Linked DNA regions of Mus musculus: regions 1 and 3 are each linked to region 2. Evidence: chromatin loops called from intact Hi-C (ENCODE). Cell type or tissue: left cerebral cortex. All regions are shown on one strand.

The links. A loop is a pair of places that touch in the nucleus more often than their neighbours do. Peaks named below come from ENCODE experiments on the same cell type or tissue, not always from the same donor. Only the 100,000 strongest peaks of a DNase experiment are listed, where the experiment ranks them.
Region 1: a loop joins it to region 2, with 4 times the contacts of the local background. A loop is called at or near these places in 3 of 42 quality-filtered maps.
Region 3: it touches region 2 in a loop (2.9-fold over the local background); 3 of 42 quality-filtered maps call a loop at or near these places.

What each region holds. Positions count from the first base shown.
Region 1 is chr7:84,365,775-84,373,774 of GRCm38, reverse strand. The region is part of intron 1 of Arnt2 (aryl hydrocarbon receptor nuclear translocator 2); the gene reads left to right. Among named protein-coding and RNA genes, the nearest start is that of Gm30873, 33 kb to the right of the region's middle. In left cerebral cortex, no CTCF peak of the experiment used is centred here; DNase peaks (open chromatin) are centred at 2,678, 3,234, 3,407, 7,240 and 4 more places; H3K4me3 peaks cover 4,217 bases; H3K27ac peaks cover 3,641 bases.
Region 2 is chr7:84,442,449-84,450,448 of GRCm38, reverse strand. The region is part of intron 1 of Gm31284 (a long non-coding RNA gene); the gene reads right to left. Among named protein-coding and RNA genes, the nearest start is that of Gm31284, 16 kb to the right of the region's middle. In left cerebral cortex, a CTCF peak has its summit at 3,183; DNase peaks (open chromatin) are centred at 1,144 and 3,205; H3K27ac peaks cover 729 bases.
Region 3 is chr7:84,574,628-84,582,627 of GRCm38, reverse strand. It overlaps Gm2115 (predicted gene 2115), which reads right to left. Exons shown (of 3, transcript NM_001384188.1): 2 at 6,787-6,923; 3 at 1,390-5,778. The coding sequence starts at 5,719. The coding sequence ends at 5,540. Among named protein-coding and RNA genes, the nearest start is that of Fah, 27 kb to the left of the region's middle. In left cerebral cortex, no CTCF peak of the experiment used is centred here; DNase peaks (open chromatin) are centred at 2,647, 2,938, 3,585 and 4,766; H3K27ac peaks cover 418 bases.

The DNA of each region.
Region 1 (8,000 bases), 77 kb after region 2:
AAGACCATTTGTCTTCCTTCAGACACAACAGGACTGATGATACATATAGAAACACAGCGTCTGTGACAACACACACAAATCCTACACAGATTCAAAACAGACAGAGTCTCACATTGAGAAGGGGAAATGGACATAAAGTCCCACCCCTAGCCAAGAAACTATTTGCAATTGATACCTGCTGGGAAAGAGAAAATTGGTTTTCTCTAGTGGAGGGTTACTAGATACATCAACCACACTCTATGGCAGGCCCATTGCCCAAGAATAGATGACTAACACGTAATGGACTCTATGTGTATGTGTTGTTTCATTTGGTACTTTTTATCTTATTGTTGTTTGTTTTGATTTTCATTTTTCTTTTTGAGAGAAAGAATGATCATTAAGTTGGGTGGGTAGGAAGGTAGGTAGGGTTTGAGGAGTTGGGGGAGGGGAAAACATGGTCAGAATATATTGTATGAAACAATTTTTTAAAATAAAAATAATTAAAGTTTAGCACAGAGACACTGGGCCTTCAGCCAGAAGGGAGATAAAGGAAGAGTTTCTGGGCATGATCACTGATGGGACCCTATACCTGACACCAGTGTCCCAGTGCATGGTGGGGCTGTGGAGACAGAATGGACCAGTGACGGCATTGCTAGTAGAAAAGGGAGGTCTCCCCAGTTTGCATGGGGTCTGTTTCTTGTCCCCAAAAGTAAGGCCTGCCTGCTAGGAGGGACTCAGTTGTCCAGTCTGGACTGATAGATGCCAGAGAGATCAGGGATTAGTCCCTCCCTCCTTTCCTGACCCCAATCATAAATACCTCCTGTTTCTGCTACTTCCTGACCTGTGGCAGAGCCTGGCTTATTCTGCCTGTGGGATGGGTATGTCTTACAGAGGGTCACAGAAGCTGGTTAAAGCCTGATAAAAAAAAAAACGTAGCTGCAGAGTCCTATACTCCCTGTTACATTCTATTTCTGTGCATTGTGCTATAGACATCCCACCCTGAGGAAGGCCTGTAGGAATCATGAGCTCTGCTTTCTATCCGGAAGAGAAAAGGACCCTCCCTTGCCCACACGTCAAGAAAAATCCTTTATAGTCTCTCGCAGAAATGTTTTGGTAACAAGCTTAGATCTCTCCTTTATGTGTCGCAGCTGCACAAGAAACCCAAGCATCCAGTTTTTCAGAACCTAAGCAGTTAACGCTGGAAATGTTGCTGCAAATAAATTGATCAGTATGCAAGACAGTTGTCACGGCTGAATCATGGTCCACAGTTAAGGTAAACAGATCTGTGATGACATTTTCTGAGCAGAATACAAATGCAGTGCGTTTGCTCCCAGAGGTTTCTGACATTTTTTTCTACCCGGGCAGCATATCCTCCTAAGAAGGTGGTGTTCACAAGGAAGAAAGGTCTTTGTTCAACCCTCTGAGAAGGTAGGGCTGAAGCATTTGATGTGCTATCTGTGACGAGCATCGCTCTGGGAAAGATGGGTGTGGAGGGAACATTTCCTTTTCTTAGCTGCCTCCTTCCTCTTCTCCCATCCGTAGAGAGAGCCTTTTGGCTTTTTACTTATTTGAATGATTGTGAAAATATTTCCTGTGTTTGTATTGTGAAAGTCCGCGTGTGATTAGTTTTCTCCATGTGTAGATCAAGGGTTGTTTTCTCCTAGGTGGATTTCCATGAAACCAGTGAGGAGGAAAACAGAATGTCTATTTTTTTATTTCCTCCTCTTGCTTTCATCTTAATATTCTCAAGTTTCGCATTTTCCCAGGCTATTCCTGCCTGCTCTGCTTTATAGGAATTCAACACAGCATGACCGGATCTGGAGCGAGGAATAGTTGGTAGCTGGATGCCATGCCATGGGCCAGATACCCTATGTGTGTTGTGAAGCCTGAATCACTCTTAGTCTGAGCCGATGTTCTGGTGTGTGCACAGCTCTGTCACAGCGCTATCTAGGAGCTGGCAAGCAGGTGTTTCCCGGTGCAGGTGGGGTTGATCTTGCTGGAGGTGCTGCTGATATTTCTGTTGCCTTGGCCGTCAGTTATGATGAGTAACCCTAAAACAGGTCATTATGGAAGATTCACGTTGAACACAAGGGAGAACTGAGTCAGTTGAGAGTAGCACTTGGACTCAAAGATTTCCAGAGTTTCAGTGACTGAAAGTGAACAAAAAGGTGTGTCCTTTAAAGGTGGCTGAAATGGGGTGTGCTTGGCCATTGTGAAGCCATCGAAGGACTGCATCCTGTCCTGCTGTGCTTCTGTGGTCAGTGAATAGATGATCCCGGGGTAGCCTCCTTCAGGAAGTCTTCTGGAACCTTCCCTCGCATCACCAGAGCACAGGGCTACCTCTCTCACTGCCAGCAGCATTCAATGTGAAATGCCCAGCCAGCTTCATGCTCAGTCGTGATTGGGTCTTTAAAAATCTCTGACTGCCATTTGGTTCGTAGCACAGTCTGTGGCTCAAAATAGGTTTTGCAAATGGTGCTTATGTTCCAAACAGACAGCAACCTGAGCAAAGGAAGGATGTCTGGTTAATCTGGGTCCTTGGGTGTGAATGGAGAAACTGAGAACAGTGCCAGATTCTGCAGAACCTGTGCTCCTCAGAGGTGACAGGCACAAGACGCTATTGATGTCCCTATTCTTGGCAACAGGTCCTAGCACAAGCTCCTGAGACACAGGACATGTAAACTTGCAACCAGCCCAGCCTTGGTTTTCTTCCTCCTCTAGAATTCTCTGCCCATTCAGTGTAGGAGGATCAGGTGACCAAGGTTTTTTTGGGTTTTCCCTTTTTGAGCCTTGAGGCTGACACACCATTATTTTGAGACAGTGACATCATTCTTCCTCATTGAGGCTCTGTCATCCCAACCCTGGTCTCTCACCTGGACTGTTGAGATCTTCATTCTCTTTCAGGAAGATTACAGGTAGAATGGGACCATATCTACACTGAGGAGGGAGGGGCTGGTTTGAAACAGGCCTCCTTGAGACTTGGTACTGAAGCTGAATCTAAATGGCCAGGGGGTTAACCGGGTGAAGAGAAGGATGGGAGTCCTCATCTAAGGACATAGTGTATGCAATGGTCCTGGGGTGGAGGGGAACAGAGTTTGGTACAAGGATGGACTAAAATGTGGCTGGAGCCAGAATGATGGGCAGGAGAGGGGGCAGCAGCCTGACCATGCAGGAGCAGGGACTCCACACAGTGGTAAGAACAAAGAAGTTGAGGATGAGAGTGGAGTGGCTGGCCTTATCTGATCTGGCTGAGTGGGTACAGGTAAGAGGGCCAGGGCAGAGCAGGAGTCTGGGGTGTTACCAGGCAGGCAAGCAGCAGAAGTGGAGAGACCCGTTGCAGGGCCAGCAGGCCTGCTGGCAGGATTTTGAGATCTGCAGAGGTAGTGTTAATGTAGCACACTGGCAGGAGGGGGTCAGTGAGGGAGAAATGCAGTGAGGGAGAAGTACCTGGGATGCCCTGGGGTCCTGGTGAAGAGCAGCAGCTGATGCAGGAGAGTCATAAAGTGGGTGGCTAGGGATAGGCTCCTAAGAAGCCGGATGGATGTCGGAGTAAGGCGGGAGCCTTTCCCACAGAGAGGGTAGTGTCTTAGTCAGGGTTTCTATTCCTGCACAAACATCATGACCAAGAAGCAAGTTGGGGAGGAAAGGGTTTATTCGGCTTACACTTCCATACTGCTGTTCATCACCAAAGGAAGTCAGGACTGGAACTCAAGCAGGTCAGGAAGCAGGAGCTGATGCAGAGGCCATGGAGGGATGTTCTTCATTGGCTTGCCTCACCTGGCTTGCTCAGCCTGCTCTCTTATAGAACTAAGACTACCAGCCCTGAGATGGTCCCACCCACAAGGGGCCTTTCCCCCTTGATCACTAATTGAGAAAATGCCTTACAGTTGGATCTCATGGAGGCATTTCCTCAACTGAAGCTCCTTTCTCTGTGATAACTCCAGCTGTGTCAAGTTGACACAAAGCTAGCCAGTACAATTGACCCCTTGTCAACTTGACACACAAACACATCACTAGTAAGCCTCAACCCTTACAATCTTATTCATCCCCATTCTAAATAACTTTAAAAGTCCCACAGTCTTTACATATGCTTAAAATTTCAATCTCTTTAAAATATCCATCTCTTTTAAAATCCAAAGTCTTTTTACAATTAAAAGTCTCTTAACTGTGGGCTCCACTAAAACAGTTTCTTCCTTCAAGAGGGAAAATATCAGGGCACAGTCACAATCAAAAGCAAAAGTCAATCTCTAACCGTCCAATGTCTGGGATCCAACTCACGATCTTCTGGGCTCCTCCAAGGGCTTGGATCACTTCTCCAGCCAGGCCCTTTGTAGCACATGTGTCATCCTCTAGGCTCCAGACGCCTGTACTCCACTGCTGCTGCTGCTCTTGGTGGTCATCTCATGGTACTGGCATCTCCAAAACACTGCATGACCCCTTCAGTCCTGGGCCATCAATTGCAACTGAGGCTGCACTTTCACCAATGGCCTTCCATGGCCTCTCACAGTGCCAAGCCTCAGCTGTTCTGCTCAACTCCTTCATGCCTTCAAAACCAGTACCACCTGGGTGACTCTTACACATTACCAAGTCCAGCCACAGCACAAGGTACAACTTTGGCTATATCTGGAACACAGCCACTGTGCTCTCAGAAAACACCTCCCAGAAGATGTCACCTCAATGATGCTGGTCTCTTCTTAATCACCGCTAATTTCTTAGCTCCAGCTAACCAGCATCAATAGTCCCAGTAATGCAAAGTTTTTGCTTTAGTAGTTCTGGTATCTTGTTAATCACAGCTGATTCTTCAGCCCCAGCTAACCAGAACTACAGAATCTTCACAATCAAAACAGCAATGGCCCTGAAAAGAGTCTTTAATTTTCCCTCTGAAATTTCACAAACCAAACCTCCATCTTCTGCACTGTTCTCAACATTATCTTCCAAGCTCCTACACAACATCTGACAGAGCTCTTAACAACGAATGGATCTTCAAGCCCAAAGTTCCAAAGTCCTTCCACAGTCCTCCCCAGAACATGGTCAGGTTGTCACAGGAATACCCCACTCTGCTGGTACCAATTTGTCTTAGTCAGGGTTTCTATTCCTGCACAAACATCATGACCAAGAAGCAAGTTGGGGAGGAAAGGGTTTATTCGGCTTACACTTCCATACTGCTGTTCATCACCAAAGGAAGTCAGGACTGGAACTCAAGCAGGTCAGGAAGCAGGAGCTGATGCAGAGGCCATGGAGGGATGTTCTTCATTGGCTTGCCTCACCTGGCTTGCTCAGCCTGCTCTCTTATAGAACTAAGACTACCAGCCCTGAGATGGTCCCACCCACAAGGGGCCTTTCCCCCTTGATCACTAATTGAGAAAATGCCTTACAGTTGGATCTCATGGAGGCATTTCCTCAACTGAAGCTCCTTTCTCTGTGATAACTCCAGCTGTGTCAAGTTGACACAAAGCTAGCCAGTACAGGTAGGAACAGGAGAGTCACTGTTGGCCATATGCAGCTGTGGCCACTGTATGACCCCAGGTTTCTGGTGGGATAGGCCAAATCTGAGTAGAGAAGAAGCTCAAGTGAGTGGGAGGAGCAAAGAGGCAGCCCCATGTAGGAGCTGCCCCTACTTTAAACTTTTACATGCACAATGGGAAATCCTACGTCTATTGTAAGGTGGTTTGCATTTGACCTGTGGAGTTGCTCTCATGGAATGCATTTGAGTTTCTGTGACACAGACTCATTCTTTGCCAAATGTGGCAAACCCTCATCTATATGTGTGAGGCTCATCCCTGGCTTCTTACTGAAGCTTGACCAGCCTCTTCTTGGCATGCCTATAGCGAATGGGAGTTGAGAGCAGAATGAAGGATGGACTAAGAATTTCTGGTTCCCTCACCAGCATGCATCAACCCTCTGAAGGAAGTATGGAACTGTGGGAACCTGGTCAAAGCCAAGGGCCATGTTTCTGACCTGTGCAAAACTGAGAGCAGGTACCACGTCAGTGAGGGGAAACTGTGAGCATGCCAGGCCCAAGGCGAAGTGCATGGGTGTGTGTGTGTGTATGTGTGTGTGTGTGTGTGTGTGTGTGTGTGTGTGTGTGTGTGTGTTCATGCATGAGCACACAAGTGCATGTCTCCCCTAGCATCCTCTTTGATCCTGAAACTAGTTCTTTTTGTGTACATTGCATCTGCATGGTATGTAGGGAGTATATAAATGAATGTGGGTTTAAATGTATGTGAAGCTGTGAGGAGAGATGAACAGAATAGTGTTGACACATGAAGTGGAGGCTCACCACTTTACACAACTCTACTAGAGAGATAAAGCGCCTGGTCTGCTGACTCTCCCCAAGTGTCCCCAGCTCACACAAAGGCAGAGGCATGAAGGGAACTCACCAGCTCAACTCAGGAAGAAGCCCATCTCAGGCAGCCTTCGTGCTTTCGTGACATCAGTGCCAGGTAGGCACTTTGGAAAAGAACAAGGGTCCTGGAATGTAATCGTCCTTGTATACCTATGAGATAGGGCCAGAAGGACAGAAATCACAGGCGTGCCGGGAAGAATCCGCTGGTAAGATGGTTATGTTTGCTAACACCTATGTGTGTGTTTAGCTGAATAAGTGTACTTACTGACTCTGTGCCAGGTGCCATCTGAGTGCTGTGTACATACGTCGGTGTCTCTGATCCTCACTACTTTAGGACACTATTATTCTCACTTTACAGATAGAAAACCAAGTCACAGAGAAGTGATTTGCTCAAAAGTTGTATAACACCTCCCTCTATGTGTGCATGTGTGTGTATGTCTGTCTTGTATGCACACACACACATACATACACATACACACACACACTCACACGTGCGCATGTGTGCACAGAGCTGTGTTGAAAGATACTCTTTTCTTGGGGGAAAATAATAAGAATAATAGGAGAGATGGGAACTGACATCATACGTGATTTTCTGTCCTCACAATGACTGCATGAGGTAGGTGTTTGTCTGACGGTAGAGATGAGGCCTCTGAATCCTGGAGAATCGTAACTCCCCATGACTCCTCGGCTCAATCGAGTAGTGGCCCCAAACACTGTCTGTGCGCCACCCAACTTCCATTGTGGCCATGGCTTAGAAGCTCAGTGTCAGTTCATTTCTTGGGGTGGCCAGGGTGGTGCTGTCAAAGCACCCCACTTCTGCCTGGGCACTCTGAGGATGGCAGCCCTGTACTGAGTGGCTACAACCTAAGCAGGCTCTGCCATTCAATAGGTTTGTGGCCCGGCACCCACCTCTCCCTGCTGAGTTCTCCCGTCTGCAACAAGGGATGCCTTTGTTGCTACTTCATGGGTGGGTGGAAGTCAAGTTCACGACAGGAAGGTGGCAGGGTTCCAGGAAGACAATATTCAATACAAACCTTGAGCAAGATTCTGTCATTCTTCATCACTGGGCATGCCTATTTGAAAAGGCCGTCCTCCTCTGCCTCTGTCTCATGCATGCATTGTTCAAGTTCACTGACTATATACAGTCTTTATTGTGTGTTCCTCATGAAAAAGTTTTAAAATATGCTATTGTTTGTGACATTCAATTAACACATCATTAATATTAAAAGAGCACAAGGTAAGGTGGGGGGAATGGTTCAGTTGGTAAAGTACTTGCTATACAAGCATAAGAGCCTGTGTTCAGATTCCTACTACTGCCCATGTAAAAAGCCAGGCAGTGATAGCGCCAGCACTAGGAAGACAGAGACTGGGGGATCACTGGGTCTCACTGCTGGCAGCTTGCCTGAGTCAGTGAGCATCACTGGGTCTCGATGCCAGCGGTTTGCCTGAGTTAGTGAGGATCACTGGGTCTCACTGCCGGATGCTTGCCTGAGTCAGTGAGCTTCATGTGCAGTGAGAGATTCTGCTTCAAAAACTAAGGTTGCAAACAATTGAAGAAGACATCCAACCATGTCAAACTCTGGTTTCTACATAATATACATACATGTACAAACACATTTTCACCACACACACACACACACACACACACCACTACCACACACCACTACATATCACC
Region 2 (8,000 bases):
TAAAAAAATGTACATGTCAAATTGTAAAAATTTGTTCTCAATGTCTTCAGTTTCTACCTGTTTCCACATAATGGTGTTAATTTTTGAGGACTTATACTTAATTATTGCAAATGGATACTCTTATTTCTGATTAAATAAATAATTAATTAAATAAAAAAAAAGAAGACAACATCTATTTTGCAAGTCTCTTGGGGCATTCACAGGCTTAGTAATTGTTTGGCTTGGTTTTGCTTTTTTTTTTTTGTTTTTGTTTTTGTTTTTTTCCAATCTCATCAATTTAAATGGATTTGGAAATGATAGACCCTAGTTATTGCCATAGGCATTGAACTTTTCCACTCTCTTATTTATCCATTGCATTTATGATTTTCAGTCTTCTTTGTGAAACAAGAAAGAATAATCAGCTGCTTTGAATTTGTTGCCTGTTTCACGTGACATCAAAGCATGGTGCACTTAGCTCCTTGCCTGCAGCTTCTACATCTGGGGATGGAACCAAAAGCACAGAAAATTCATTTTGTTTTGTTTTGTTTTGTTTTTTTAAAACAATCTGTAGTTTTAGTGTAAAAATTATTTTTATTTCCTCAACACAACATGACAACTACGTAAACAGCCTTCACATCACATTTACAATTATAATTAGAGATAATGCATGTGGAAGATGCATGCAAATTCTAGGCACCATTTTATACAAGGAACTTGAACAGCTTCAGATTTTGGGGCGGGAGGGGTGTGTCCATTACAATCATTCCCAGTGGATTCTGAGAGATGACCATGTTCAGCAAATGTATTATTTTCTTGCAATTTCTGATCTTGTTTAAAGATGTCTCTTTAGGCTCATGTACCTAAGTGGTGAACAACATCAGGAACAGCTGAGACCAAACACGATAGCTACTGCTATACTACAAAATACACTGAAGCTCTGAGCAACAGCAGGAATGAGCTCGCAGCTTTAGTGGGGCTCAGAGGACCTGTGTTTCAGAGCTCTCAAGCCACCATCCAGTCAGTAGATGGGGCTTCAGTCACCTTGAGACTGACTAGGAAGAGCTTGCTTCCCAGCTCATGTGGTTGTTGGTAGGTACTAGCTCTTGACAACAGGCTATCTCCAGGCCTGCCAGCTGGGCTTCTCTATAGTGTAGCTCAACGCCAGCTGCTAGCTTCATCAGAGCAGTAAGAACTGGGGGCAGTGCCAGCCCGAGAGAGGGGAGTCACATTGAAAGCAGCCTCACAGTGTTGTGCTCCAGTCTCTAGCAGCCAGACATGAGGTCTAAGCCACACTGTGGAGATTGTTTTCTGAGGAAGTGAAAACTCACAGGTAGGAAGCAATTGTGATCATCTTCAAGAACTGCCAGCTGGTGTGAAAGAGAACATGTATTTCATTCTGGAAATAAAACAGCAACTTTGTCCTAGAGTAGACATTCATGTTCTGGTTCCTTTTTTGTTCTAATTTTAAACTTTAATTGAATCTGTTCTTTTTTAATGGAAAGTTGGGAGACAAATATGTACAAGTAATATTTTTCACTGTGTATTAATGAATATACCTTTAATAACCAAGATCCACCTTCAGACTGAGGGAACTATTCAATTAAAAGTTCCTGGTTTTCAAACCACATCAGTTCAAGCAGAAATTAACTTTCAGATGCACAAGTGCACAACAGGGTGTATCTCATCTGCTACACATGGGTCTTTATAATCTGATTAAGCCACTCATGGATTAGTGAGCAGAGAGTCCAGAGCCTGCTCCCTCTCCATTCACTATGCAGAGGTTGTTTGATGTGCTCTTTAAAGCCAATTCATTGGCTTTTTATATTTTCATTTTGAAAAGAAAGGCTTTATAAAGTCTTTTTTGCAAACCACATCAAAATAAAAACTCTGCTTAGCAACAGGCATGGAAATATGGGGATTTACCAAACCCCAAAGACTTGAAAGTCCTTTACATCAGTATTTTCTTGGGAATTAAATGTCTATTCAAACACAAAACTCAGATGGAAAGGGTATCCATTAACCATGCATTTACAATTTTATTTAGCGGTGCAAATTTCTGTTTGCTAGCTAGAGTTCACAAGGGTGGAGTTTTGTTTAGAAGCTTCAAAGAAAAGTAAGCAGAGAAAAGTTTTGTGTATGTGTAAGGGGAAATATTTATATTTGGGATGGGTTTTGCAACACTAGACAGGAAAATAGGAAATTCATGAAACATATGGTGAGAGACAGTTAATCTTTGAAAAGGCTGTCTTTGGTCACGGGAACCAATTACGCCACTCCCATTCATGTCAAGAAGATATTTATTCACATAATTAAGCTTGCAGTATAGACACTGAATAAGCACAAGAATGTCATATTTATTCCAGATTAAAGAATCATAATCTAAAAAGGCATGTTAGAGTGTTTCTTTGTGTAAGTGCTGTATGTGGGTCTTCATGAGTGTGCAAATGTGCATGCATGTGTGTGAGTGTGCATGCATCTGTGTGACTATGCATGGGGTGTGTGTGTGTGTGTGTGTGTGTGTGCTCGTGAATGTTCCTAGGGGCTGAAAGTTACAATGTCCTTTCCTCTACTGCTCTCCACCCTGCGTGAGACTGTATCTCACTGAACCTGGTACTGACCAGTTGCCCAGTTAGCTCTAGTGATGTGTCTGCCTCCTGCCCTCCAGAGCTAGGACTACAGAGGCATTTATCTTCACCTGGCTTTTTTTTTTTTATGTGGGTGCTGAAGATCTCAACTCAAGTCCCCATGCCGCGAGATTACCCTCCGAGCCACTGTGGCTTACTGTGGCTTTCTTTTTCATTTCTTATAAATGGAATTATTTAACCCAGGTCTTTGTTGTCAGGCTTCTTCCACCAGCATACTCACTGGGAGTTATGGCCATGTTGTTGTATGTGTCCTAGATTTGCTCCTTGTTTGCTGCCGAATCACTATTTACAGTATGAATGCGCAAACCTTGCTCACCCGTCATCTGTTGAAAACGTGTGTTTGCTGGTTTGGGTTATAAATTAATAGAGGTGGAGTGCACATTTGTTTAACAGGCATGTGCTTCCATTGCTCTTGGGTGAAGATTTCACTGTGGTGTAGGGAGGATGACCAGAAAGGGCACCTGTAACTTTTTTCTTTTTACTAAACTACCAAGAGTCCATTTTGTGAAGAGAGTATGTCATTCTACACTTGCACCAGCAGTGGGCGCTAAGCCCCACATCCTGAAAGTGCTACCATCTACCAATAGCACCACCTTGGGGCCTTAAAGGAGCATTTATCCAAATGCCAACTGGCTGGTTCCTTTTTAATTCAGCGAGACTCAGAAGTGGAGGAATTGATGAGAGAGATGTGATTATCTGTCTGCCTGTCTTTCTATCGGAAAATGTGTGTGAGGTATTTTTTTAATCCATAAATAAGAGCGAAGTCCTGTTGTTTCCCAGGACAGATGCAAATAGAAGTCATATTAAATTAATTAAGTCAGTCTTAAAGATGAATATCATGTTTTCTTTCATTTATGATTTCTAGAAAGACACAAAAGCATACGTGCATATACAATATGAAAACAGAACTGAACTCTTTGGGGGACAAAGAGGACTAATGGGAGGGATCAAAAAAGGGAGAATTGGAGCTTAGAAGGGGTATGTGCTCAACATACAATATGTACAATATGTCTGAAAACTTAAAACCTCAAAGAAATTTCTTTTTAGGTTGAATGAGTTTTGTGCCTATGACAAGGGCTGGGGACACCAGGAGTTTGTGCCTTGAGATCAGATTGACTTATCAGAATTCTACCTCTCACTAGCAACTGTGTTGCCTCAGTTTCCTCATTGTAAAGTGCATTAAATAATTGTCTACTTTATAAGGTTTTAGAAGATAAATACATTGATGCATGTAGGCCACTATGTGCTGTGCATAAATTCCCACATAATGCAAATGGATTACAATCCCTCACCATGCTGATGAAAAAATTCGTTTAGCATTGATCCTAGGGATTAAGAGAGAGATTCTTGTAATCGCATTTTCATTTTTATGAATGACTCTTTATTGAATTTCAACAATATATTCATTATAGAGAATTTGGAAAGCAGAGATTTGGCAGCATGTCAGGCTGAGCTCTGTGTAGAGAGTTTTCCTATTATGCTTCATGGATAAAATGGAAGAAGACAATTTTGAAAAAGCACAGCTTTGTAAATGGAGAGCTAGGAAGCATTGATCAATATCCCCCCCCCCCCAAAAAAAGAAGAACACGGACTGGATGCTGGAGAAGATGGAGAAGAATGGCTGGCCATGGTCCAGGGGAGAGCAGGCCTGTGAAAAACCTGTTTGGGGCTGAGACCTTAACATGTATACATGTATGTGAAGTGGATGTGAGTGCTGGAGGCAAACAGACCCCCTTAGACCTGAGCTCAGCCCAGCTCCACCTCTCTAGCTCTCCTACTGATCTGCAGGGAGTCTGAGTTGACAGCTCTGGAGAGCTGGCAGAACAAAGCATCTGCTCTGGACAGGATAAGAACCACTTACACTGTAAGTCATTTCTATAAACAACTCTGCAAAACCAACCCCTGCTGGCAGTAAATAGTAAGCTGATCAAGAGGAGAAACAAGCAGGTGAAACAAATACTGAATATGAATGACAAAAACGATGTGTATGGTAAAGAGAGTGGCTCACGTGGCATCCAGGATGCGGAGTGAGTGACTATGCTTGCTGGCTTTCTGCTCCTCCATTTTATCCCATCCAGGCTCCAGCTGATGGATGCCACTGCCCATTATTTACTTCTTTCAAAACCACCTCACCTACACAAAGTACACTTTACTAGTCAGTTATATATCTCTCAACCCCGTTGAGGCCAACTGCCTCAAAACCCTACATCAGAGGTTTTACATATTGCCAATCCTTAGCTTTCAGTGGCCACCTAGACCAAAAGCCGTGTCTAGTCCAAGAAGAGGTCAGCAGGCTTTCCTTCATTGTCTTTCTGAGCTCCCAGACCAGGTGAACAGTGGAGATCAAACTCTCTGCCATTCAGGGGTCCTTAAACAGTGACTGGGTTCACCCATGAGTGACATGCCAAACATACTACACATTTCATGACTGGTGGAGAAAGATGGGCCTTTTGAGGAGTCTCCACTCATTCCTTCATTCATCAGGGGCACATGGAGTAGCCCTTGGTATCACACCTGCCCTACTTTATGCAATTCAGACACGAGATAAAGCCTATCTTTGCCTTGAGTAGAGAGATATTTGTAAACCGTCTTCCTCTTGACCCCAAAGCTGCTGTGACAGGCTCATCAAAGGTAATGCCATACAGAGCAGGGATGTCACCAGCTTGGGCCTCCTCAACAATTGTGACCTCTGGTGCTCATGACAGGAAGAACGCCTATTGAGAATTCTGCAGCAGGCAGCATTTTAAGGGTTGCTTGATTTAGCCTGTGAGGTAACAGGGTCCTTTCAGTCAGAGTGTTGAAGAGATGAAGGATATATCTCTCATGGGCTCCAGGCCTACCAGGTGTCTAGGGAGCCATTTCCACAACAAGAGCCTGAGCAGGCAGCTCCATACCACCATGTACCTCCAAGGGAGGAGACAGGCTTCTGGCGGGGGGGAAAAGTTTGGATAAAGGCTGGGCATCCTAGAGAGCTCAGATGGGTGCTTGTGTGACCAGTGCTGTGGAAGAAAATTACACACAAAGGCCAGGAGAGGTCTTGGAAAAACACAGCCTACTGAAATCTATGCCTATTCTCTGCATTCATCTTTCTCTTCTGAAGGTGGAACCCAGGAGGACAAGGAGAGGCTCAACTCATGTCCTCACCACACCACTGCTTCAGCAATTGCCATGACTGCTTTGTAGCCAGGTTGAGATACTGCTATGCCCTGGAACTAGGTTGTCAGCAATGATGTCACAAAACTCCATGGAATTTACAGGACAGTACAGAGCTAGTGACAATTTCCAGACAGTCAATGAAAGCAGAGTCTCACAGAAGCTATGCTACCACCTAAAGCAGAGATTAAGAACAGGGTCCTTTGGAAAACCAGAATTTGGACCAACCAAATCCACTAGCAATGAAGAGATTGGATGAGGAATTTATATAGGGGAGGGAGAGGTCTGCTCACCACTGTAACATCCTGAATTCTGTTTCTTTCCTTGTTCTCTGACTCCTTGAAAGAACATACTCCTCTCTTTTCTAGACCTCTTCTTGTAATAGAACAATCCTACAGGCCCCTCAGCACACTGTACTTTATTCACTCTGACCTCTGACTTATCCATATGCCCATACATATACACAAAGCCTGGGAATGGCATGCCCCAACCAAGGCCCACTCATCACCATCAGAAGAGCTTCTAGACATGGACATCATTTTCTGCTTTCACCCTGATTGAGACCATCTGACAAGGACATATTCAAGGACATTATGCTCTGAAGGACCATTTTCACCTACCACTGCTTTCCTAAGGACACCATAAGGAAAGACTATCCATAGGAGAACCTTAAGGTACCAAAGTGATTCTCTAGATCCTACTGTAAATTCCTTCCCTTAAGAAAGGTGGAAGGGAGGTGAGCACATCTAAGGCTGAGGGCTAACTGAATTCACTGAAAAAAATCACTTCCCTACCATGTATCTCAGCAGGTCACACATCACATACATTCTGTAGGTTTTAAAATCGTTTTCAATGGTCAAGAAAATGCATACATTATTAAACAAATGTTTCAATAAAGGAATCAACTTGAAGATCCACATGACAAATAGAAAAATCCCTAAATGCATCACAGACTAAACATCGATTTCCAGGGTATCAGGTTGCTAAATCACTGATGTGACCACTTGTCTCTATGCACAGGGGATATCATCTCCTGTATCAGGAGCACATATACTCAGAGGCAAATCAATGCTCTGGCAACATGAAAGGTGTGATGGAGATTCACAGAGGAGGACGACGGCAGGAATGGAGCCCACCCCACACCTCCTATATCAGGTTCCAGCAAGCTAACACACATTACAATGTTCTTAGAAGCCTCTGGCTAGAAGACAGGGCCACATAGTCTTCCATAGCTGGATGAACAAGGTCATGTTCTTGCCTCCAGAAGATCTCAAGAGTGTGAAGAGCTCATCATCATTTAATTTCTCCATCAGCTGTAACTATGAGTGAATATCACAGAAGAAGAGCATTGAGTCTGCCATTAACCCAACTAAGGAGCAGCAAAAGTCAAAAGTACAAAAGGCTCCTGGCCTGGGCCTTTGAGGTCCAGCTCACTTCCCCGTGCCTAGCTCTTCCCCTGCCTAGGCTCCTTGCCCAATTCTCTGAGCCCCTTTACATACTGAATCTAGCAATGTATGAGATAGGATCAAGTTAGATGTATCATAAGAATACAATACTAATCTAAACTAAGAAAAAATAATGTAATAATAAGTAACCATACTAATAAGATAAAGGGGGAAATTTCATAAGGTCATCTCAATTGATGGAAAGTAAAAAAGTGTTTGACAAAGTTAGTTAACAAACTAGGAGTAGAAGGTGAGTTCTTCATTATAGATACCTATGGAAAATACCCACCAACATTCTACTTACCACTAAAAGAAAAATCCCTTTTAGTATCAGGGAACAATGACATGTTTTGCCATTTTCATATCAGGACAAAGATGTTTTTAGCACTTATTTCATCATGGGATTGGAAAGTCTAGGCAGGGAAAATTGGCAGAAGAAATGAAAAGCGCCCTGCTGGGAGAAGAAAAATAAACTATTTGTAAGTGATAAATTCTTACATATGGAAAATCTTAAAGACTCCACAGAAACAACTATTAGAGAAAAACAGCCATTTACAAACAAGTCGGCAAGATGCCAAGTAAAATAAAAACTGTGTTTGTGAATACTTGGAACTGAGCACTTTCTGATTATAATTTTTACTACAGAGATATAATAATCAAGACAATGTGATACTGGCATAGAGATACATATATAGATCCACAAAACAAAACATAGTCCAAAAATAGTCCTTTATGGTTATAGTCAGACAGCTTTTGGCAAAGGTTCCAAGAAAATTCA
Region 3 (8,000 bases), 130 kb before region 2:
GCTCCCCCACAGGGGCAAAGGAGACCCACTATGGAGCCCCAGGGCTCACTGGGACATTTGGTATATCTGGTACCCTGTGTCCCCACTCTGGAAATCTAAGGGTTCAAATTCCTAATTAGCTCTATAGAGAGTCTGATGCTCTTTGACTTGGGACTACAGTTCCACGAGCTCCTGCTGTCCTCTCCTGGGAGTTCTAAAGTGCTTCCAGCCAGATCTGCAAGGCTTCTTCCTAAATTCTTTGGACAAGTGTTAACTCAATAAAAACAGAACAGGAACTTGTCTCCTCTGGGTGAGGTAAAATGCCCCCACAGCTGAGGATATTCAGAGAATGTGGGGTAGCAGGGAAAAGACTAAGACTGCTGTCCACCAGTCCTGTTCTAATTGTTAGGAGGCCCACATGAAGATCAAGGGACGCATCTGCTCCATCTGTGTAGGGGACCTAGGCCTAGCCCCTGCATGCTCTTTGGTTGGTGGTTACAAGGGTGGGGCGGTATGGGGGGCTGGCTCCCTTTCTCTGAGGAAAAGGAGATGGGGGATGGATGGGAGGGTGGAACTGGGAGAAGAGGAGGGCAGGGATCTGTACAGTAAATAAATAAATTAATGAAAAAAATACTGAATAAACTTCAATAATCACTGGAAAAAAAAAAAGACTGCTGTCCACACCAGGCCTTGTGACCACTACAGAGGAAGCTGTGCTAGCCTCTCTGCCTTATGCTGGCTACATTCTAGTGTAAGGTCTGGCTGGGAATGGGAAAACATTGTTATTATCTAGGACAATATGGTGTCCACAGGACTGTTTCCTTAACATCCTTGTTTGCTTTCCCATCTTAGCAGGGTTTGTGATGGATGCTGGGAGTTCATGATGAATACTGGGTGTCACTTGGGGGTGGGCTATGCTGCTCATTTTTCAGTTGCTCTGGCGAGCTGACATACATAGACCTTATTACTCAGCAGTCCCGCCATTTATTATCTATTATTTTTGGTCAGTGGGAGACTTAGAAAGGAGGCAAAGGGTCATTGCCCTCTCTTTCCTGCCAGTCATTGACAGGTACAGACAGCCTTCCTTAGGGGAAAGGAGGGAAGGTCTTAGTGGATGTCAAGGATGTATGGTATCAGCACAGGTCAGCAGAAGTGGGTGTGATGGAGGTTGTCTTTCTTCTGGATACAAAGAGCCCATATCTGTGCAAGAGCTTATGTGAAGAACTCAGTGTGGGCACTTTTTAACAGCCGGGGCCATCAGCTATAGACTATTATGAATATTATCCACCCTACATGGCAGGACCAGTCCTCAACAGCAAGGCCATGGGACAGGCACCCACATTTGTGAAAACTAGGCTTTGCAATTATTTCCACGTGGTGCTTGAAAGTAAAATGGACCTCTTTTAGAAATCTTTGGAATCCTGGGAAAACTTTATTGGATGGAGAGACATTTGTTTTCATTCCAGCAAGATATATGGGGTTAGGGACAAACATCAATGACAGAGCCCTGGCCTCATATGTACATGGCCATGAGTTCCATACCCCAAAACAAAATCACTCCACCAAAATAAAACAAAGCACGTGGACATTTGAAAATTAATTGGAAAAGTAAAGTGTCTGTGATAGTCATTGATAATGCCACACTGGGGCCGATGGGTCCTACCACTTGTGTCAATCAGACCCTGATCACGCCCAGGGACCACTTTCCTTATGATGGATATGAGTTGCCTTTCCTGATTCTGAATATTTTTATTACCCACTTGTCTCTGGGGCAGCTGGGCCCTTTCTGTGGTCATCACACAGATGCCCTCACTGCAAATTACAAAGCCACAGAAGGACTACACATCTGCCTTGCTGAAAGCTGGAGGTAACACGGAGGGACTTCCACACAGCTCATCACCGGCAGCAGCTTGATTCCAGCCACTAGATGCCTTTCTCTGGAGACTGTGACCTACTCTCTGCCATAGAGAGTGTGCCTTCTTCCCTGACTTGTGGATGACTCTATAACTATCCTTTTCTCTTCATTTCCTCTATGCCAACTTCCAGCCTTCAGCATGAGTATTTTGCTGCGGTGTTTCCTTCTCTATTCACAACTGCAGGCTTTCTTTCAATTAGCAGAAACTTGAGGCCACTCTGGTGGCAAAGGACCATGTCCGTCCTCCATCCTTCAGAATGGAAAGCACAAGAGAAGAAAAACTTGGGATTCTTTCACCTTTCTCACCTTCACATGATCCAGTGACAGAGGTGGGGACCCCCTTTCTTCTTTGTTCCACATAATCAAGTGGCAGACGTGGGGACACCCCTTTCCTTCTTGTGTGTCTCTGAGAAGGGATGTTCTATCAATCTGCCTTCTCTCCTCTCCTGAGAAACCCCCAGGATCAGCACAGCCACTTTCTTCCCATATATAATGGGAAAATTTAAAACAGCATAAGAAGTATTTGGTATAGTGGTCTGCAGTGTCATGCGCATGTATGAGGGAATCCTTTTGTTAAAAAAAAAACCATAAAAACAAGAAAAACACACACCTTAAAAATGATAAAAGGGGTGGGTCTGGGAAATCATCTCAGTAGGCAAATGCTTGCTGTGCAAGTGTGAGGGCCTGAGCTTCTATTCCCAGAACTTATGTGAAAGTGAGTGGGTGCAGAAGGGCACCTCCGGGATTCCAGTGGGCCTGTGGGAGATGGCAGCCAGAGAGAGGAGAATTCCTGGGAGCTTGTGAGCCAGCTAGCCTGGGGAGTAATGTCACCAGTGAGCAACAAGGAAGGAGAGGACCAACACCCAAGATTGTCATCTGATCTCCAAACATGCACTGTGGCAAGCACATGCTCACATGAATACACCAGGACACATCTCTCTCTCTCTCTCTCTCTCTCTCTCTCTCTCTCTCTCTCTCTCTCTCTCACACACACACACACACACACACACACACACACACACACTGATACAAACAAGGGGCAACAGTGTGAAAGCTGCCTGGGAAGTGATTCTAGTTGAATGAGCGCCTGAAGGTACACAAGCAATGGTACTTATGGACAAGTAGGGCTTGTAAGAGGATGCAAATGAGAAGGGAGGGTGTAGGTACAAATAGAAAGCGTTGTTTTGTTGCCTTGTTAGAAGCTTGACTCTTGGGAAAGGGGATTGAAATCACCTCTTTTCTCAAATGTTATTTCCCCAGCATAAAGAAAATACTAAAGGTTTTGGGGTGTTGCTGAGAACAGAGGTCCTGGGGAGGTTTTCTCAAACAGGGATGTACTGCTGTCCAGGGGCCTGGCTAACCGGGCTAACTGGCCCTGGATGCCCAGTGTGATTCTGTAGGTCTGTGGAGGAGGTGAGCTGCTTCTGGCAGGTTCCTCATGTGCAGGTGTGGTGTGACCTTCAGCAGGCAGTCTGAGGAACACAGCCTAGGGCATCCTGATTTTCCCCCATAGAGCTCCAAAAGGCCTCTACAGGAGGTCTTCAGAGCTCTTTAGATCTCTCCTTCTTCCTGCTGTTCTGTCATTAACAGCTGGGAACAACCTCTTCCCCCAACCCCCATTGATTTTGCAAACCCATCCTAACAGGTTTCCACAGAAGAGCATGCTGTCTCTGAGGGAGGTTTCTGAGGAAGGGTGGGCTGAAAGTGATGCCTCAGTGCCAGGTTTGGAGCCTATGCCATCTGTTTCTTGGTGCATCTGACAGTGTGTGTGTGTGTGTGTGTGTGTGTGTGTGTGTGTGTGTAAGAGAGAGAGAGACAGAGAGAGCGAGAGAGAGACAGAGACAGAGTCAAAGAGAGAGAAAGAGAGAGAGAAAGACAGACAGAGATACAGAGACAGACAGACAGACACACACACACACACACACACACACACAAACACACGCACACACCATACCCTGGAAAACAAACCTTGATAAGAGTGTATACTTTCAGGGGTCATGTAGTGTGATAGTGCTTTGGAAAGTCATTTCCCAGGTAGCCTAAGGTGCATGGGGACCTAGGGCTTGAGTGTGGGTGGTGCAGAAGGCCCAAGGCCCACAGCACAGGTCTCCTTTGACAGGGCAGCAGGTCCTACCCTGGAAGGACACAATAGGTACCCCTCACATATGTGAAAATAAATGGCAATAGTGGTGATGACATGAGACCATGTGCCTTGGTGTCCGGTATCCTGGTGTCTTGGTGTCCCTGCAAATGTCTGCTGGCCACTGTGAATGTGGCACTGGCTGGGAGCTCTGGCTCTTAGAAGGCAGGGAGGGTTTGCTCATGTCCTCCCATTTTATCTCCACGACAACCTTGTGAGGTAGATGTTACACCCCCATTTTATAGATGACAAAATTGGAGCTCACAGGTGCTGATTTATTTAGGGGTCATATAATAAGGACACAGGAGTTGAAGCAGGTTGTGGAAGGTTGTGGGCTGTGACCTAGGAGCCTTGCAGCAAGGTCACAGACACACGGGACAGTGTGTGGGAGAAGAAGATGAAGGAAAGACAACAGAAGAGACAAGCTAGTCTCAGCTCCCACTTGTGACATGGCTGCTTTCACAGACAGCAGACAGACAGACAGAAAGACAGACTTCTCCTTCCCATATTTCAATGAGGAAATGGAGGCACCAAGAAGTGAGGTGACTTTTACAGCCTTTGAATAGCTGAAGCAGGTCTAGAACCCAGCTCTTGCCTGGAGCTCCTGTGATACAGAGCTTCTGAAGGTTACTGGGTGAAGTGATTCTTGTGAGTACATAGTAGAAAGTTAACTAGATTAAAGAAAACGACTATATTCAGCCATGGCCTAGCCAGTATACTCTCAGTCACTAAAAACAGCCATGGTATCTCGTGAGGCAGAAGATATTTAAGCTATCAGACGAATCAATGCAGCATCATGCATATGGTGTGAATTACTAAAAAAATTCCTGTAAAAAAGACTTGAAGAAATATATCAAAATGATGGCTTCTGGGAGGTTGGATTTTAAGTGCTATTTACCCCCCTTTCCTTCTATTTATCTATATTTTCCCAAGTGTCTAAAATGCACATCTCATTTTTAACAGGAAAAATATATTCCCTCTGTATCTTAGTTTTTTAAAAAAAAAAAAAGTTTGGAAGTAGCCGTGTGCCTTGTGAGAATTTGCAGGAGAAGCCCCCTGAAGTCTCCATCTTTCCTGCCTCATCAGTGCTAGTCTGTAGAGGGTACTGGGCTCTCAGCAACCCCTCAGTGCTGTGCAGTTGAAGGTCAGTCTCCTCCTGATCACTGTTTACAGACCAGAATATCTGGTTTTGGTCCAGATCTCAAAGGTGCCCTGGAGCCTGGGCTGGGGACCATCACTCTGCTGTCTGTCTCCCAGTGGAGTCCCAGGATGGCCTCCACAATCCTGAGTCATGGCTTAGCATTCCTCTCCCCTGGCTTCCCCAGACTGCCTTGGCTCAGGCATGCTGGCATTTCCCTCTGGTGGTTATGTGAGAGTCAGTAAGGCGAAGGTGAGCCTTCTCCATCTCTGAGTGGTTATAGCCACACCCAGTCTCCCAAGAGCTTGCAGGATGTTGGCCAGGGTGTACAGAGGTGTGTCCAGGACACTGAGACCTGTCATGTGCCTCAGTCATCCAGGTGCTGCTCCTCCCAGGTGGACGTGGGGATGGCACTGTAGGGGTCCATGATGACTTTGGCACAGCGGATGATCATGACTACGAGGAAGAGGCAAAGGAAAACGAAGCAAGCCAAGGTCAACCCCTTGTCCACATCCACATAGACGGGCTCGGGAGTAGGTTCCTCCATCCTGCAGCAGTGACTGTGGGATCCCAGAGCTCTGGCCTGACTGGTACCATTTTCTATCCCTGTAGAGAGAGTCAGTGAGGAAGTCAGGGCCACTTGTCTATGTAAGCTACCACCAAGGGCAGCAGCATACAGCTGAGGCCACCCCATCTTAGGGCATTCATATGGTTGCAACCCTATAACATGTAGGCAATCTTTGTTTCTAGCAAGATGCACCCTAGGGTAACGGTGGTGGCGTGACAGTGACTCTCAACAGGACATAGGTGGAGTGGGCTAAGGGATCAGCTTGGGGCCAGTGCCCTGTAGCTGCCTCCACTCCTAAAGCCTTTGTCACAAGGGCAACATTCTCTACTCAGCAAAGGCAGTGGCAGAGCATGATCAAAACACTTTAAAAATGGTGGGTGAATATTTCTTAAGAATTTTGTAGAACCCGATTTCTAAAGAAACTGAGGGCTGAACAGCCCGTAGGAACATGCAGAAAAGAAGCTGCTGTTGTACATCAGTGGGAAGCAGGGGGAACTCATTCTTCTAGGAACTCCCCCATGGCTTGTGCCAGGGCTCAGCTTGCTTTGACAAATATGGCAGGCACAGAAGGGGTAAGGTTGGAGCAGTCAGGCAGACCCCAGTCCAGTTTCTGCTGCAGCTAACTGGTCTGTGCAGCATCGCTCAAGCACCTGGGAATGCCTTACAGACTTCCAGGCCCAATGCTCTGAGTGCAGAAGGCAACATCTGTTTTATGGGGACCTGTGCATTAGGTAAAATTGATCCTGTGTATAAAAGTCCAGCATAACCTCTGGGCCTGGGACCAGCTAGTTATCAGATAGGTGGGCTGACACAAGCCTGGGGGTGGGGCAGGCAAGGATGATTAGCTTAGTTCCTAGCGAGGTCAGTTGCTGGGCAGAGAGCATGGGGCTGAGAAGCCTGTCCAGTTCCCTACACACACTCATTTTGTAAATATAAATGCTTAAGCCACAAAGCTGGTAAATGAAAGCCAATACCCGGACACCCCAACCTGAAACATCCTCATTTGCCCTTACACCTCTGTCCTCAGCCATCCCTGGGCCACTGACCTGCCAGCTGGAGTGATCACCACTTCAGGAAGACCCTGGGTTGAGCTGTTCCAGGAGACAAGATGGACGGACAGCTGAGCATCACAGCTGGAGCCAGCGAGTCAGCGCGGCTTCTCAGAGAGCAGAGCTGTAGGTGGCTGGAACAGAAGAACAGAGGACTGGCTGTTTCTGGAGATTTCTACTCCAAGTGAGACCATGGCTGGGCAGGAAGGAAGCGTGCCATACAGCACCTCCATACAATTTCTGGCACATGCTGGATTTTCTTTCCTTTTCTGTTTTTGTTTTTTGGTTTTTTTTTCCAAATTAGTTTTTTAAAATTACATACAAAGAAGTGGGTTTCGTTATGGCATTTTCATACAGACTTTGTTTCATCGGTCTTTCCCCCCTCCTCTGCTGCTCTCTCAGGTCCCTGTGGGGACACCTCATTGTGATTTCAAGGACATTGATTCTATTACCTTTGTTTCCTTCCCCTTCCCAGCCCGACTTTATGATCTCTTTCCTCCCCTTCCTATTGCCCCCTCTTCAGCCTCTTGCGATCCATCTCACTGGACATCTTCATAGTCTGTTTTTTAAAAAGTATATTATTTTTATTAATTATTTGAGAATTTCATAGATGAAAGCCTGGAATGTGGAAAAATCCAGGCTTGTTTGGGGTCTCAGAGCTATGCTACAGAGGCACCTGGGAAAGCCCAGGATTCTACCATCCCTCCCCAGGTTTCTGGCCCTGCAGCCAGCATGGTGTCCACATGGTCAATTTTTGCTCCTGGGTTTAGACACAGCTCAGTCCTCTGGTTTGATAAGATCTGACTGAAGTTCTGAACAAGTGGCCTCAAGTAAGTGTCAGGAGCTCTGTACATTGTAGGGGCCAGACCTCAGCAGACTCATTTTGTGGCCCTCTCATGCCTTGTCTTGCCCTCAGTCTTGTAGGTTCACCCCATGGGAATATATTCAATGTCTCTTGGCCCGAGGGCGAGTGCCAACAAAAGAATGTGGCCTCAAAGAGCAGATTCCCCCATGCTACCCTCCAGATGGGGGAACACTCATTAGCTTTAATTACTAGGAGGGCATAGGTTCCAGCTAGCTTTGTGTCAAAGTGAGGACATGACATCCAGGAGGGAACTTAACATGGAACTCAGCTGCTGTGTCTGAGGAACTAAGTCGTTCGTCTTCACAGTCTCCTGCTCAGTCAGCTCCAACATAATTGCATCCCCTTT